Regions from separate parts of the Homo sapiens genome. Here region 1 is linked to region 2. A link is an interaction called in ENCODE POLR2A ChIA-PET data of the cell type or tissue named here. Cell type or tissue: PC-3. All regions are shown on one strand. Each heading gives the region's core, and the rest is flanking DNA. Links, peaks and the distances in the headings are about the cores only. Region 1 overlaps ARHGAP28 (Rho GTPase activating protein 28). Region 2 overlaps LOC107985176 (a long non-coding RNA gene).

Region 1 (5,377 bases), core at 158-5,157, 170 kb before region 2:
AGCACTGAAATTAATTCCAAAGACAGCTTATGAGGGAATCTTTTGGTGTTTTCTCCACGAATTTCCTTTTGGAAAAAAAAAATCAGCTCCTCAATTTCCTCAGACCCTGGTTGTCCACAGGCATTTGCTGCTCAGGAGCTGCCTCAGTACAAACAGCTCTGACTCCATGGACTGCTAGCTGTTCTTGGGAGAGATACTGCTATTTGTCAAATGTAACATTCGAACAAAGCTTGAGGACAGGGGATTATAATCAGATATCTTTACTCAATATTTTCACGTGACTAAAATTAGAAAACACAACACATTTCAAAGGATTTTACAGAGGGACTTTAAGTTCATCAAGCAAAGTAACTTTGGATAACTTTGGCCTTTGTTTCCACATCATTTTGTTCCCATCTTTGTTATGTACCTCCTACTGCGCTGAAATTGACTATGATCATGTCTTCATCCCTTCACTAAATTGAATAGAGGGCAGTAACATGTTTCCTTATTCTTTGTATCCCTAACATCTGCCCCCTTGCCTGGAGTTTAGAATGGAATCAGTAACACTTTGTGGAATAAATAAGGAAAGAGGTAAGAGGAGTGTGAGCTTTGCTCTGTAGTGGAGGGTAGGAAGGTGGTTGGAGACAGGGCAGGAGAAGCAAGAAAAGTTGTGGGCTTTCCCCAGAAATGAAAGCGATTACATTCAGAACGCGTAAACCCAACCAGGCTCCTGGCTACTTGCTCCCTAAAGCAGTGCTTCTTAATCTCTAGGTGGATATAAATCACTTGGGAGTCTGGTTAAAATGCAGACTCTGATTCAAGAAGTCTGGGGCAGAATCTAACATTCTGCATTTCTAACAAAGCTCCCAGGGGTTACAAATACCGCTGGGCTACAGTTTAGACACACCTCCAGGAGCAAGCCAGCCCAGAGACCTATGCTGAAGGGATCTCCAACTGCATGGATTTGACTGGGCTCCCGGGATCTCCAACTGCATGGATTTCACTGGGCTCCCGGGAGAAAGTAGATAGTAAACTCAAAGAAGTAACTGAGGAGGTTTTAATAAGAGTCTGCCTGGCTATTTGCAAAATGTGAGCAGCATGAGGGGAAGAAAAAATTAAGGAACTTAACAGCAACCAGGAGGATGAGGCATCACCAGCCCTAGACGGGAAGCCCAAAGGGAGGGAGTGGTTACCAGAACCAGAGAACTTTAAAGCTGGAACAGGAGCAGTAGGCCAGGGTCATGAAAAGAGCTGTGGTCTTGGGTACAGAATAGAGGAACGCAGTTTTCCTAGGGATGGGAAAGGGGAATAAACATCCCAGTCTCACTTTCTTCCCAGTCCCTGATTGCCTCTTGTGCCTCCCATTGGCCAAACCCAACTGGGAACTAGAGGGCAAGGGGGGCTTGTGGATGAGCTCCCCGCAGAGCGTCTCAAAGTGTAGGAGAGTAAGAGTGAACTTCTGATTAATTCAGCAATGTGTTATGTCCTGTGGTTAAAAGTAAATACCCAGGCCGGTCATGGTGGCTCACGCCTGTAATCCCAGCACTTTGGGAGGCTGAGGCAGGCAGATCACCTGAGGTCAGGAGTTCAAGACCAGCCTGACCAACATGGAGAAACCCCGTCTCTACTAAAAATACAAAATTAGCCAGGCCTGGTGGCACATGCCTGTAATCCCAGCTACTTGGGAGGCTGAGGCAGGAAAATCGCTTGAACCTGGGAGGCAGAGGTTGCAGTGAGCTGAGATCGCGCCATTGCACTCCAGCCTTGGTAACAAGAGCGAAACTCCATCTCAAAAAAAAAAAAAAAGTAAATACCCTTAAAACACAAAGAGTCTGGACTTCTCGAGGGGGGCGACATGGAAAAAAAACTGCAGTGAGTCTGTTTATTTCTATAGGTAATCTTCAGGAAGAAAAGAACCCCAAGTGGGTAAGCAGGGGGAGCATTAAAGATAAAAGAAAAACAAGATGAATGCCTGAGGCAAAGTGCTGGGAAGCCATCAAAAGCCCAGCTCAGAAAGTGAAGAACACAGTGGCCTCAACAGGTTCTCTTGGAGAAACAGGACTAGCAGGTTGGAGCTGGCTGTGGCAGTTAAGGGAAGACCAGCTTTCACTTTGGTCTCAGGAGCACATGGCCCAAAACCCTCCTGCTCCTTTTTAGAATTCAGATACAATGTTACTGATGGATTTCCAAGATTTGGGAAAGAAAGTAGACCCAAAGAAAATAAGAAAGAGTAAGCACCAAGACCAAATAGCCAGCTCCTAAAAAGATCCAATCAGAAGTTTGTTAGAGAAATACATATGGGCACACATTATATACAATTATATAATTGTATATAAAATATGATATATAATTAATCTCTTGGCTGGGTGTGGTGGCTCACGCCTGTAATCCCAGCACTTTGGGAGGCCGAGGTGGGTGGATCACCTGAGGTCAGGAGTTTGAGACCAGCCTGGTCAACATGGTGAAACCCCGTCTCTACTAAAAAAAAAAAAAAAAAAAAAAAAAAAAAAAAAAAAATACAAAAATTAGCTGGGCGTGATGGCAGGTGCCTGTAATCCTAGCTACTCAGGAAGCTGACGCATGAGAATCACTTGAATGCAGGAGGCAGAGGTTGCAGTGAGCCGAGATCGTGCCACTGCACTCCAGCCTGGGTGACAGAGTGAGACTCTATCTCAAAATAATAATAATAATAATTAATGTCTTGACATTATATATAACAGATAGTGACATATATGTATATTTCAAGGGATTCCTCATTAATACTCTAATCGAGGCTGTTAGGAATAACATTAAAAGATGGAAAGAATAACCTCATATTTGGATTTTCAACGTGCTAAAAAACAGTGAACACTCTTCTACCCATTCACCCTAGAAAACAAGGTTATCTCACCCCCTCAACCCCCCACTCCCTAAACCAAGGACATGCTCTGCTCCTCATCAGTTGCAGTGGCTAAGCACAGCAGACCTTCCCAAGGCTGGGGAGGCAGCTAAAAAAAAAACCAGTTGGAATCTCCAGGAAGTGAGAAATTGGCTTGGGCCTTGACTGATGAATCAGATCTGGGTGCTCTCTGCCAGGATAATATGATAGCTTGTTGACTGATGTGCCCCTCTCTCCACTGCCCTGTCCCCATCCCTAAACCCATATTCCAAGAGATATGGGCTGGCCAGTTTACCACTTGCCCCAGGGAGAATTGTCAGGAAGAAAAATAAAAACAGCAAACAGATTCCAGAATCTTGGCTCTAGTTCAAAAGAGAGACAAAAATAGTTTTGAAAAGAGATATCAACTGGCAAAACAAGTTTTTTTTACCACCCCATCCAAACTAGGGAGAAGGAAAGAATTTGCAGAGGAAAAAATCATTATGAGCAATTAGAGGCCATGTGTTTGGTGTCCCACCCCCAGAACAATGCCACAGTGTGTCAGGTGGGAGCTGGGGCCCTCACAGGCTTCTCCACGAAGTTTGGGAGGATCTAGGAAGACACTTGCTTCCTGCTTCCCTTCTTTTGTGATTAAGGAAGCAGCCTCAGAGACACATCCCATGTCACCAGGGCAAGAAGAATGGGCAGAGACAGCAGCTCCCGCTCCCGCTGGGGAGTGATGGGGTCAGGAGTTCCCTGCACAGCCTGAGGGGTGCCCACTTTAGCTGAGAGAGAAAAGGAAGCAGACAGAGACTGATTGATTCTCAGAGCCTGACAGACGTGCCTGGCTGGAGATAAGGATCCCCGTGGCAGGGGCTGCAGAGTGAACAGTTCCTTCCAGAAACTGGAACAGGACGAAGGCTCAACTCATATCAGAGACCCAGGTGGGAGCCACCCCATAGATCCACTCTTGCATCCCAGCAGCACTGTGTCCAATCCCCTGGGGTCAAAGCTCAGACAGCAGAGGAAGGCTGAGTCACCAACACAGGTCCCCCTGACTGTCCCGACTGCCTCTCCAGATGCAATGGCTTCCAGCAGCAATAGAAGGAAAGGAGGGGAATCAAAGGGAAATATTCTGAATATTCCTGAATTTTAACCAGAAGCAACTTAGAAAGTGCTAAATTGGATCAAGTCGACTGGCTGTGGCTGTGACTAGATGGAGCTTTTCTGCTGTCCGTCAGAAGTGGGGGCTCAGAGTTAGAATATAAATTTTATTACCAGAAATAAAGAAAATTACATTCTGTGACTGTGAAATTCATGGGCATTACAAGACTGATTGAATTTTTTTTTTTTTTTTTGGAGACGGAGTTTTGCTCTTGTTGCCTAGGCTGGAGTGCAAATGGCGTGATCTCGGCTCACTGCAACCTCCACCTCCCGGGTTCAAGAGATTCTCCTGCCTCAGCCTCGTGAGTAGCTGGCATTACAGGCGCCTGCCACGACCATGCCTGGCTAATTTTTGTATTTTTAGTAGAGACGGGGTTTTGCTATCTTGGGCAGGCTGGTCTCGAACTCCTGACCTCAGGTGATCCACCCACCTTGGCCTACCAAAGTGCTGGGATTACAGGCATGAGCCACCGCACCTGGCCTAAGAGACTGATTTTTTTTCTCAGCCTCCATTGCTTAAATGTTATACAGGCATCCCTCAGCATCTGAGGGGGATTGGTTCCATACCCCTCCCCACAACTAATACCAAATTCCACCGATGCTCAAGTCCATTACATAAAATGGCGTAGTGTTTGCATATAACTTAAGCACATCCTCCCAACACTTTAAGTCATCTCTAGATCACGTATAATACCCAGCACAATGTAAACCCTATGTAAAGAGTTACACTGTATTGGTTTTTTAATTTGTATTTTTAATTGTCGTAGTTAGTTTTTATTGTTTTTTTTTCCCCAAATATTTTTGATTCAAGGTTGGTTCAATCTGCCCATGCAGAACCTGTAGATACCAAGGGCTGACTTTATGTGAATGCTTGGTTAAGATCCAATTCTATCCAGAAGCAGCAGCTCAGTGGTCTCGCTTCTGCATATGACCAGCTGATTCTGGGCAGCCATCTGGCCTTGTCACTGAGCTTCCCTGAACTCCAGTTGAAAGCTGGGGTGGGCTTGTAGGTCCAGCTCATGTCCAACAAGCAACAGCCCTGCCTGGAAGCACCTGGACCTCTTCTGCTCTCCTCTCCTTTCCAACGTCTTGCTGCAAGCCTCATATTTCCCATGAAGTTCCCTTAACTGTTCTAGTTCATAGGGATCATTCTTATGTAAGCTAGGGACTCTCAGGTTCAAAGTTAGTGACATTTCGAGTTATCTTTGATTTACTTTTGTAGCAGGATGGTTGAATTTCTTTCAGAAGCCTGTTAGAAAGATGCACGTAGGTCAGTGTAATTTTGAAGCAATAAAGAATTGGCAGAGGCCTGCATGAGTCTTGACAAATGGATTTGTACCATTACCTAACACAGCTTCTCTGATAATGAGGAAG
Region 2 (5,377 bases), core at 61-5,060:
GGGAGGAAGCGAGGAGAGGGAGCCTCTGGATATCAAACTTGGTCCCCATGTTTTCTGGGCATCATTTTTTCACACAAGTGATAATCCAGTAATAACATGTGCATGACAGACCTGGAGAAAGTGTTGAGACTTGTGAATACATCCACCAGCTCTTCTTCTACTGCTGCTCTTTCTCCCGCCACCCAGAGCACACTTTCCACACCTCCCACACCCTTTGCCTGGCTGGCTCCTCCTCCATGACCTAGCTTGGACTTCTCCTTCTGGAAGCCTGGGCTCTGGCCTCCCATATCTTCACATGTCAGCCTTGATTCCATTATGCATGAGATGGGCATTCTGAATTTCAATGTCTGTCACCTTTTATAAACCTTGAGTCCCTTTAGACCAAGGCAGTGTCGTCAATGTTTGTTTCCCAGCTTTATTGCATAGCAAGTGCTCAACAAATGTTTCCTTTGAACTGCATCGAACTACACGACCTCTTCCTTCATGTACTTTTCATTTCTTCTTTGCTCAATGGAAGAAATAACTCTTCAAAATGATGCTTGTGGCTAGGCGTGGTGGCTCGTGCCTGTAATCCCAGCACTTTGGGAGGCCAAGGCGGGCAAATCACCTGAGGTCAGGAGTTTGAGACTAGCCTGACCAATATGGTGAAATCCTGTCTCTACTAAAAATACAAAATTAGCTGGGCATGGTGGCACATGCCTGTAATCCCAGCTACTCAGGAGGCTGAGGCAGGAGAATAGCTTGAATCTAGGAGGCGGAGGTTTCAGTGAGCCTAGATCGTGCCATTGCACTCCAGCCTGGATGACAGAGCAAGACTCTGTCTCAAAAAAAAAAATGCTGCTTGTGTCCATCATTTTTTAAAGACATTAACCATGATTGTGATCTCAATGTGCATTGACAGAAGGGGTCCAGGCAGATCACTTCACCCAGACACCAATACTTTCATTTGTGTCTCAGACTGGTGAATTTCCACAAAGCTCTTCCCTGAAAAATTTGACAGTGACTTCCCCAGTGCTCAATTACACATGGAGCTTCTGAGTGCAACTTCACAGTCACACCTGACAGATAACTGAGGACCTAGGGGTGAAACTCAGGCATTGGTAGTTTTTAAAGCTTCTCAAGTTATTCTGAGGTGCAGCCAAGGTTAAGAAGTTCTACTTAGACTTAGTCCCTTTGGCTTGCCAAAGATTGTTTCCAGATGGTGCAGTAAGATTGTTTTTCTTTCCTGAAGGATTGAGACCATTTCAGAAGAGAAGCACAATGATCTTGGTGTTCCACATGTCCTGATGGTGGATGCCTTCTCTCAATTCCCACCAGATACAACATCTGCTTTTTTCTCCTGCGGCTATGTGGTGACAAGCCTCATTAATGTTGGAAGACAGCCTGGACCCAGGACTTCCTTATTGGGAAGGATGTGCCAGGACCTGTCTCTGCGATTTACGATGCAAAGGATGTCAGTGTCACCAAGCTTTGTGCTGAAACTTCATGCTATGTTTGGACTCTGACAAAATGAAACACCAATATTTTCCTCCAAGAATTTGTTCTGTACTTTTTGGTGAGCATTAATGAACACTGTGCTGCTAAAATAGCTGAATTTAGTTTGCTGTCTCTGATAAAAATTCTTAAGCTGGTGTAAGATTTGAGTCTCCTTCAGGCTCACTGTCAGCTCATAGGACTGTATTGCTCTCCTAAGTAGTCACGATTGCAAGTCTTATTGTACACACATAGCAAAATAACTCCATGATCATCCACATGACTTTTAAAATGAATACAGTCTACAGAAATAGAAGAGCTTGCTGAATATTTGAAAATAAATGCCATAAGCTTCCAAGTTCCTTGTGGTATGCTCTAACATGGCTGCATCAAAATTGTCAAATCGGCGAAAACTGACAAATCTCTGCTGCCCTTGTGCTTGAAAGAGAATGTGGGTTTTGGAATCACACAGACTCAGGCATCAGGCTTGATTTTGTCACTTATCACTGGGAAAGGGAAAGCTTCTTAAGCGCTTTTTAAAAGTCAGTAGAAAATGGGGTCGTCTTAGCTCTGCTGAGCCTGCCCTTTCTGGAATGCTCTCTTTACAATGCGGGGGCCTCATTTCCCTGCTGCAGCCCAGATGGATTCCCCTCCTCTAGTCACTCCAACATTTGAGACAGCCGGGTGCAGGTTGCTATCCCATTCCTGAAACTAATGTCCCATAGCCACCAAGTTGGCACTTTCAAATTGAGATCTGAAGCCATATTTCAGTTCTAGGCCTGCTCCACCAGTTCTCTCTCCTGGTATTTCTACTTCATGCACTCCAACACTCTTTTTATCTCTGATTCCATATTTTCTTTAGGTTTTATTCCAGCTCCTATAAAATATTTCCAGGCAACCCTATCAGCTAATAGTCTTCCTACTTTCTCCTTATGGGTGTTTTAGAGTGAAGCTTCCTATTGGGCCACATCTTTGCAGGGGACTAACAGTGCCCATCCATGGTTAGTTACGGTGAACCTGGGGAAGCCATATAAAGTAATGGTCAATAACAGGCCTCAGGGCCGACGGGCTCTGTTCTCAGCTCTGCTCCTCCGTGGCTGTGTGACCTTGGGCAAGTGAGCTGACCTTTTCAGGTCTCCTGTCTTCATTTGAAAATAGAAGATTATAGTAACAGTGCCTTTCCTGTAGGATCCTTCGAGAATTAAAGGTGTTTCATGTAAGCAAAGTGTTCAGTGCAGTTCCTATCTTACAGCAAGACCTGTGACCCTTTCAGAGCAGAGGCACCCACTACAGCCGCACAATTGTCCACATTATTTGTACATATCAGACAAATACAAATGTTTGATGAAAGCATAACATTTTTAGCTAGGAGGGATCAGAGGATTACTGTGTCCAGTGCTTCCATTATGGAAGAGAGCAGAGGCGAGACGTTGAATGTAATGCAAGGTCACTGTTAAAAGATAAAGTGAGTCACAATAAAATTTTTAAGAGTTTATTTGAGCAAACATTGATTCACGAATCAGGCAGCACCAAACATAAAGTAGTTAGGGCCCCACTGAAGGAATAGGGAGAAGGTTTTTATAGGGTGAACACAGAAGTAAGCCAAAGAAAGTATTTGATTGATTACATATGTATAGTTGCCTTGTTTGGTCTATCTCATTGGGAAACCCCAAGTTAGATAATTATAGGTTAGTTGGTGGCTTCCAATTGGTTGAGCTTCAGTTTCACTTTTCTCTGAGATGGGCGTTATAAGAAATAGCCCATGTTAAGTTGTAATTGTGTTTGCAAATCAAGCAAGGTTAAGGTCACTTTCCAGGTCTAACTGGCTTCATGTGCGAGGGGATTTCTTCAAGCCTGTTCGCCACTGTATGTTATTTTAATATCACACAGTGGCAATGTTAAGGTAAAAACTTGAGCTTTCCTAGTAAGATGGCTAATTTTATGTGTCAAGTTGAGTGGATCATGAGATGGCCAGATATTTGGTTAAACATTATTTCTGGTTGTGTCTGTGGGGCTGTTTCCAGAAGAAATTAGCATCTGAATGGGTAGATCAAGGAAATGAATTGTCTTTGCCAGTGTGTGTGGGCATGATCTAATCCACTGAGGGCCAGAACAGAGCAAAAAGGTGGAGCAGGTGAGTTCATGCTGCCTGACTGCTCGAGCTGGGACACTGATCTCTTACCCTCGGTACTCCTGGTTCTCAGTCCTTTAGGCCAGACTAGAATCTACACCATTGGCTCTCTGGCTCTCAGGCCTTCAACCTCCTCAGGCCTACCCCACCAGCTTTTCTGGGTCTCCAGCTTGCCAATCGTGGGACTTCTCAGCCTCAATAATTGTGTGAGCAAATACCTTATAATAAATCTCTCAGTAGATACCTTATTGGTTCTGTTTCTCTGGAGAACTCTGACTGATCTATGATATACCTAGCATTCAAATTAAGGCATAGTTGGCCTGCCTGTTATCCCAGGAAAGTCATCGTTACACACCCAGTGGGACAGCAACCTCCCATCATTGCTCAAGCTTCCATGAAATTCAATGAACAATTATTCTCGTCCTCCTCCGTGATTCTAAGCACTTCATACTCACCCCAATTGCCATCATATTGTATTGTTTGCTGGCTTATAGCATCTGTTTCATCAACTGGAATATCTTCAGGACAAGGACTATTTCTCATTCCTCTGTCACTAGCCCAGTAGAGGGACTGGCATAAGGAAAAAAGTTAATAAGTAGTTGTTCAGCAAGGGGTACCATACCCACAAGCTGGGGTGGGATAAGACAAGAATTTATCAACTCAACAAATAATTCAAATAACAAAGCAGAATGGGCTCAGTGCCACTCAGGAGATGCCGACAGAGTTCAAGAGTTCCAGGGAGGCCTTCAGTTTCTGACAAATTGGCAGTTCTCTTTCTGTGTTGTTTCTGTGTTGGCACTGAGCCCTTGGGCATTGCTATCCTTGTTACCTCGGGATGTAGTGGAAACAAATGGTCGCTGGTTAAGCCCTCAGCTGTCAGGTGGCCGAGCAGCTGCTCAGGAGGACTGCCAGGTAGCGTCTGTGCCAGGTGGGGTCCTGGGAAGGAGAGGACATGGCTCCCACAGAAAGGCTGGATATTTAAGGAGCCTGTTCCTCCCCGGCATTTCTCATTGTCTACAGGAAAGTTGGTTGCTGACACTCTTGGTGACCATTTATTGGGTGGATTAATGACATCTCAGTTAACCAAGCAGGCTAGGAGGTGGAGGTCTTATGATAAGGACCTTCTTCAGCTAATAGAAGGAATATTCACTGGTGTTGAGGCCCTGTCTGGCAAAGCTCTCCTTCTCACAGGCACAAGTGTTTCTGTTAATGTTTCAATCTTATATTTACTTCACTTTCTCAACCTCATCTCTTCAGTCTTTTGAAACATCATCAAAATATTTTTAAAGGCTTCGTAAAAGTACAACTTTGGCTTGCCTTTGATGACTTTGTGGTAACAGAATCTTCTTGAGAGAAACCAATATCATTTCTCAGTAGATAGGAAGAGAAAACAGTCCTAGAGGAAAAACATTGATTAGAAAGTAAGCAGTTGCAGTAGCTCCAGAACACAATGGGGGGACTGTTAACACAATGAGCAGTTAGAATGTAAATATCAAGTTGCCTCCTAATCCCTTTGCCTAGCCTGGTTGAATAAACACAATTGAAAAGGTGAAATTATTTTTCCCCTTGAAATCAGAGTTTGAAGGGTAGCCAGCAGAAAACTCCAGAAATCATTGATAATTGTGCTCAGTATATCTGTTATCAACCTAATCTGCTATCCAAAACAGAGATTGGGCCATATCCATGGTAACTCCAGAAGCTGTTTTCTTTTCTCTGTAGTAGGTAGATAAAAAGCTCTCCATGGTGCCTCCTTTGGGGGTATGGCTTTCCCAA

Evidence for each region. Peaks named below come from ENCODE experiments on the same cell type or tissue, not always from the same donor. Only the 100,000 strongest peaks of a DNase experiment are listed, where the experiment ranks them.
Region 1: POLR2A ChIA-PET joins it to region 2 with 7 read pairs; 2 of 35 experiments call an interaction of 5 or more read pairs at or near these places.

What each region holds. Positions count from the first base shown.
Region 1 is chr18:6,779,715-6,785,091 of GRCh38, reverse strand. All of the region lies in intron 1 of ARHGAP28 (Rho GTPase activating protein 28), which reads right to left. Among named protein-coding and RNA genes, the nearest start is that of ARHGAP28-AS1, 53 kb to the right of the region's middle. RefSeq lists an enhancer at 1,679-2,261. In PC-3, for the core only: no CTCF peak of the experiment used is centred there; DNase peaks (open chromatin) are centred at 2,051 and 3,101; H3K4me3 peaks cover 670 bases; H3K27ac peaks cover 1,271 bases.
Region 2 is chr18:6,606,582-6,611,958 of GRCh38, reverse strand. The region is part of intron 2 of LOC107985176 (a long non-coding RNA gene); the gene reads left to right. Among named protein-coding and RNA genes, the nearest start is that of LINC01387, 98 kb to the right of the region's middle. In PC-3, for the core only: no CTCF peak of the experiment used is centred there; no DNase peak of the experiment used is centred there.